Linked DNA regions of Homo sapiens: region 1 is linked to region 2. A link is a contact called in ENCODE Hi-C or POLR2A ChIA-PET data. All regions are on one chromosome and are shown on one strand. The core of a region is the stretch at or near the end of the contact, and the rest is flanking DNA. Distances in the headings are between cores, read along the strand shown.

What was found. Hi-C counts contacts between places; a loop is a spot of excess contacts on that map. ChIA-PET counts read pairs that join two places held with the same protein, here RNA polymerase II (POLR2A). Pooled maps may share reads with other maps.
Region 1: a loop to region 2 is called in a pooled map, with 1.9 times the contacts of the local background. The contact joins two enhancer-like sites. A Hi-C loop is called at or near these places in 3 of 168 maps with a recorded cell type or tissue (DLD1, endothelial cell of hepatic sinusoid and psoas muscle) and 3 of 50 pooled maps. POLR2A ChIA-PET finds 5 or more read pairs at or near these places in 3 of 52 experiments (HEK293T, WTC11 and endothelial cell of umbilical vein).

Annotation. Positions count from the first base shown.
Region 1 is chr18:49,617,780-49,620,606 of GRCh38, forward strand. The region is part of intron 1 of LOC105372112 (a long non-coding RNA gene); the gene reads left to right. Among named protein-coding and RNA genes, the nearest start is that of LIPG, 57 kb to the left of the region's middle. Within about 2 kb of position 1,477, at least 4 of the 41 ENCODE cell types and tissues checked have a DNase peak (open chromatin) inside an H3K27ac peak, as active enhancers do.
Region 2 is chr18:49,722,067-49,725,207 of GRCh38, forward strand. The region is part of intron 3 of LOC105372112 (a long non-coding RNA gene); the gene reads left to right. Among named protein-coding and RNA genes, the nearest start is that of ACAA2, 90 kb to the right of the region's middle. RefSeq lists an enhancer at 1,264-2,463. Within about 2 kb of position 1,750, at least 10 of the 41 ENCODE cell types and tissues checked have a DNase peak (open chromatin) inside an H3K27ac peak, as active enhancers do.

The sequences.
Region 1 (2,827 bases), core at 227-2,726, 100 kb before region 2:
TAACATACTTGGTGATTGGCTGGATAAATTGTAAGCTGAAAAAACAAAGTGGTTTTCACGTTTCCTAAATTATTTATATTGAAATTTGCCATTTCAATCTGACTCTGAAGGAAGCTCAGATTGGTTGTTTGAACAGGGAGCTCTGTGCTCTGGGTCCTTTTACTTTTGCAGTGGGATGTATTCCCAGACCACCTCCATCAGGCCGGCTGGAGAGCCTGGGGATCCCAGGGCAATGTTTTTCCCCACCTGGCTCAGATCAGGCAGGGAGAGCATGTTTTGTGACTTGCTCAGAGCTTGTTCCAGGAAGTGTTCTTATATCCTGAAATGGAAGAGACCTTTTCTGATACACTGTTGCCAAATGGGCTTGGAGAGCATGAAAGAATTACAGCATCTTCAGAGTCTGTTTATAACTTCAGATGCAAAAACTACACTCTGTAAAGGGGAGGCCGTGCACTTTTTAGGAAAAAGCTGTGAATTAAGGAGTCAGGGGCTGGGTGCGGTGGCTCAAGCCTGTAATCCCAGCACTTTGGGAGGCCAAGACAGGTGGATCACAAGGTCAAGAGTTCAAGACCAGCCTGGCCAAGATGGTGAAACCCCATCTCTACTAAAAATACAAAAATTAGCCAGGCGTGGTGGTGGGTGCCTATAACCCCAGCTACTCGGGAGGCTGAGGCAGAGAATTGCTTGAAACTGGGAGGCAGAAGTTGCAGTGAGCCAAGATCGTGCCACTGCACTCCAGCCTGGGCAACAGAGTGAGACTCCATCTCAAAAAAAAAAAAAAAAAAAAAAAAAAAAGAGTCAGAAGACCTGAGTGGTTCTGCTACTTGAGATCCATGCATGCTTCAGCTACCCCGGTCTCAGTTTTCTCATCTATGAAATGGGAACGATAATACTTTTCCTAGCTTGTTTTGAGGATCAAATGAAATAAAAATGTGGAAGGGCCTGAGGAGCTGGCACATGCTGTTCTGATGTAAGAGTTGACTCTTTTGATTACAGACCAGCTGGACTCTTCCTACCTGATATCTGCTAAAGCAGACCACACTGGCTTGCAAGGGGTGTGGGGTGTTTGTGGGTGTAGGGTGCTTTCTGCTCAATTTGGGGGCCCTCCAGCTTGGCAGCACCATCTGTTGCCTTGTGTCTCTTGCCCATTCTTCCCTGAGCTAGAGCCAGTTGGGGCTTCAAAGCTGGCAATGTGGGGCTGGGTGCAGTGGTTCATGCCTGTAATTCTAGTGCTTTGGGAGGCCAAGACAGGAAGATTGCCTGAGCCCAGGAATTCGAAGCTGCAGTGAACTATGACTGTGCCACTGCACTCCAGCCCGAGTGAGAGCGGGACCTTGTCTCAAAGAAAAAAAAAAAAGAAATTGCTGGCAATGTTTTTCTAATTTCTGCTGAGTGAGCAAACCAAGTGTTCCTGGGACTGCACTCCCAGTCCCTCCAGAAGGCCATTGTTGGGGAATGATCAGGAACTGGCCTTTATCTCTGCGACAGTTTATAGCCAGTCAGGCATTTTATTGTTTCCCCAGTTACGACGTGATTGGAATGTGGCCATCTCTTCGGAGCACTCCTGGAGGTTGAATTAATAAAGGGGATAGGCCAGGGAGTCCTGTGCTGGACAATGGAAGCTGCAGACTTGGGATCGCACAAACTCCCAGAAGTTCTTTTTTGGAAGGGAGGCAGCTGAGCTGGAAAGGGTTGAAAATCTGGAGTTCTCCTTTCGTATCTGGCTGCTGGGAGTGGGGTAGGTTGGGTTAGAAATCCCTAGCCATCATCTTGTTAAAACACTCCTGTGAAGCAGGCCAGTGCCAGGGCAGGGGGTGGTGGCTTCCTGGGGCCATCTCTGAGTGGTGGCTGAGCCAAAATGTTGGAACGAGGATGGTAGAATTCAGCCAAAATACAATCCGTTTCACACAGAGAGCAATTTTGAACAAAGATACAAAAATCAAAACCATCAGGTTTTTGCTCTTAAGGAACTTACGGTAAAGAACAATGAACAGAGCCACTTGGATGGCTGTGATCTGTGGTGGAATGCGATAGCTAGTACTAGGGAGGTACCAACGCGTGTGACAGGGGTTTAGGGTATTGTTGGGAGAGTCCCAGAAATCTGTTGTGGGTGCCTGCACCAGCCGAGGGCATCTGCAGAGCCACACCAAGCCAGTTGTGCATTTCCATGGAGATCCATGTTTTTGCCTCCATGAGCTGGTAGCCTGAAGGCATGAATTCATCAGTCTGAGCTGTGAGAAGAATGCATCCTCCTAGAGCTCGAGCAGTCCCTCTGGAGAGAAGCTGCTATGTCATGGGCCAGATCCGATGCTTCCTGGGGCTGGCTACATGCCTTGGAAGGCAGTTGCCCAAGGGACTGCAAGTCTGTCACCCCTGTGATGCCTTAGACATTCTCCTTGATTTGAAATAGGCCTTCGCCAAAGAGAAAGACCCTTCCCTGCTAACTGTGCCCTGGATTCCACAACCTGCTCATCCCACCAAACGTTGTCTCCCATATATCTTTAACACCTCCCCTCTGGGCTAGCTTTTTCTATCTGCATTTAACATTTTCAAACCTCATTCATTTAAAAAAATGAATAAATAAACTTCCTTCCCGCTGCCTTGCCTTCACAGCCCTATGTTGCTACCTTTCTGTTTCTCATACCTTCTGGAAGGTGTTTTCTAAACTTGCCCTTTCCACACTACCTTACCTCTCATTCCTGCCTTAACTCACAGCTGTCTGGCTTGTCCTTCTCCTCAGGACCAACACTGCTCTCAGTGAGGTGCCAAGATGCCTGTGGGTAGGGCCAATGTTCATCCTTCTAGATAGATTCTTGACAGAGGTCAA
Region 2 (3,141 bases), core at 500-2,999:
AGTATTAGACCAAATTCTACATGAAAGCAATCAAGTGACCTGTTCTTCCAAAGTCAGGGATGTTCCCACTCACAAACATGCATCAAGTCCCTTGCATCAGATGTACACTCAGAGGGGGTGGAATAATATCATGATGGTGAGTCAGGGGCAGACCGCCCCTGCCCCACCGCCATGAAGTGGCAGACCCAAACCAGATGGATTTCACACTCTAGGCTGCACTCCAGAGGGGCTGGGTTGCTGGGCTGGCTAGCTTCTTAGACCTTGTTTTCATGGGTGGTGGGTATTGTAACATCTTTCTAGCTAACCACGTTGATCAGCATTCATTTCACCAGTGAAAATTTAGAAATTACTTCTATCATCTTGTATGATAATTCTGGAGCCCTGTGACTTAAATTTTGAAATCAAGTGGTTAGTGCTTTAAATGCTAACTAGCCACTCTCGGGATGTTGATTTAAGTCATCTTACAACTAGAAACAACCAAAATGCCCACCTTCGTGAGACTCCATAAGGAAAATTTGGTGCAATCACACAATGGAACAGTGTGCTACTGAAGTAAGCAAATAAGGAAGCTTTCCAGGAACTGGTGGAGAAACACCTGCCCCCACCCCAAGATATAGGGTTCAGGGAAAGATCAAGGTGCAGACATCTGAGGAAATAATTTGCATTCTATGGAGCTGGAGGGAAATAAGGGTTTGCATTTGTATTTGCATTTGTATTTGCTGGACAGATACGCAGGAAACTAGTAAGTTACCTCTGGGGATCAGGGTAGGAAAGAGGATTCGAAATAGGGCCAATAGGGGTAGGAGTAGAAACAAGACTTTTCACTGTAATACAGTTCATATTGTTTTGATGGTTTTACCATGTGAATGTATCACCTATTCTGAGCAAGTAAATGTATAAGCTAATTTCACACAGGTACATCATACTGTTTATACCAAAGCATTTTAAAGTAAATTGCAGCAAAGACAATAAGGCCATGGTGCTCAGCCCTGGCCTTTCTTTAAGGTAGCACTTGCCAAACCATGGGGCCGGAACTGGACATCACAGGATAAACTTACCTTGCTGGGAGACCTGGAAGGGAAACAGGCATAGATATATTCTGAGTAAAATATAGCTTTGCAGGAAAGCCTTCCTGGCTCCCTGTACACAACCAGCCGCTGACCTTCAGTTCTGTGGTGTGGGATGAGCTGTCATCAGGTGTTCTCGGATCCCAATGTTAGGTAAAGGTGGGTCCAATGGGGTTTTTAGACTTTCTACGGCAAATTTCATTTGGTGTCCAAACACCTCTGGGAAATAGGATTATCCCTTTTTGAGACAAGAAGGATCTCAAAGGGCACATAATTTGACGAAAGCAATTTGACTGAAGAACTCCCAGGTCCTCATTTTTATTCTGACACACCATCAGTGGCTAGGCTATGGGAAGAACTTGTTTATTTCTGCATTTAGTTATTTGAGACAAGAGCTATCATTGTTCTACTCTTGACTTTTTGTTTTTGTTTTTTATGTACTGCCAGTTTTCCTAAAGGATTTAAGGGAAGCTTTCACACATTAAAAAAGAAGGTCTGGGAAACACAACAGAGGAGCGAGAACTTGAAATGTGGCTCTACCCTCTCTCACAGCCGTGGCTCAAAGGCAGCCCCCGGGGGTTGCCCCGTCTTGCGGTCACTCTAGGCTTCGTGAGGGCACAGCACAGTGTGGGATGCAGGAGAAGGGCGGGCTGGCAGTGACCACATTTTTGTTTATAAGGAGAGATGGGAAAATTGCCCAGAAGTGGAGAGGTTCTTCCTTTTCCTTAGTAATTTGCAAAGAGAAACTCTGAGCCTTTTCGAGAGTGAGATGTTATCAGAAGGGAGGCGTCAGCGGACAATTGAGCATTGTTCTTTATCGGTGATTTCTCCGTCTGACTCACCTCCTCCCACATTCTCAGTCAACAGTAGTTGTCACCCTGTCAAAGTTGTGGCACCCCAGGACCACCTCTCAGTGCCATTTGCACTCTGATCTCAGTGGCTTCTATTTGTATTGACCTGATGCTCATCTAGGAACCATGATGTGGCATTTTCTTGTTTGATTCTCATCTTAACGGGAGGGAACATCAGAAAGGTGAAAGTGATGATGAGACCTAGCTCCGAGATGGAACCCTTGATTTACCCAGGATTCTGCAATTCTATTTTAAAAGAATACCAAAAGTTGCCTCACCTATATGAAATGTCATGTGTCAGGAAAGAGTGTTTCACAAAAGTTAGGCTACATGCGAAAATTCCAGCATTTTCTGTGCTTAGAACCCAGGTCAGGAAACACTGGTCAGGAGCTCTTCCTGCCCGGCCAGTGTCAGGAAGAGTCTCGGGGTTTGGTTCCATTTCCAGCTCCTTGCTGGCAGGGCCAGGTCTGATTTGCTGCTGTCCCCAATGCCAGGTACAGGCAGGTGTCTTCACAAGCATGCGACCTGTGCCGTGGTGGGCCGCACAAGCAGAAAACCCTGTGCTTGGTTTAATGCTCTGCTGTCACCAGCTTGGAATCCTGAATAATTTTATCTGTAAAATTTTTTTTTACTGTGGTAAAATGTATATAACATAAAATTTACCATTTTAATCATGTTTAAGTGTACAGTTCAGTGGCACCGAGGGACATTCACAATGTTCCACAGCCATCACTGCCATGCATCTCCAGAACTTTTTCATCACCCCAAACAGAAATGCTGTACTTATCAACCAAAAACTCCCCCATCCCCCCTTTCCCCGACCCCTGGTAACTTCTATTTTACCTCTATCTCTGCAACTTTGACTACTCTAGGAGCCTCATATAAGCAGAATCGTACAGTATTAGCCTTTGTGTCTGGCTCATTTCACTTAGCATAATGTCCTTAAGGTTCATCCATGGTGGTGCATGAATCAGAATTTATCATTCTTTTTTGTTTTTTGTTTGTTTGTTTTTTTGAGACGGAGTCTCGCTCTGTAGCCCAAGCTGGAGTGCAGTGGCACGACCTCAGCTCACTGCAAGCTCCGCCTCCCAGGTTCATGCCATTCTCCTGCCTCAGCCTCCTGAGTAGCTGGAACTACAGGCACCCACCACCAAGCCCGGCTAATTTTTTGTGTTTTTAGTAAAGACAGGGTTTCGGGTTTCGCTGTGCTAGCCAGGATGGTC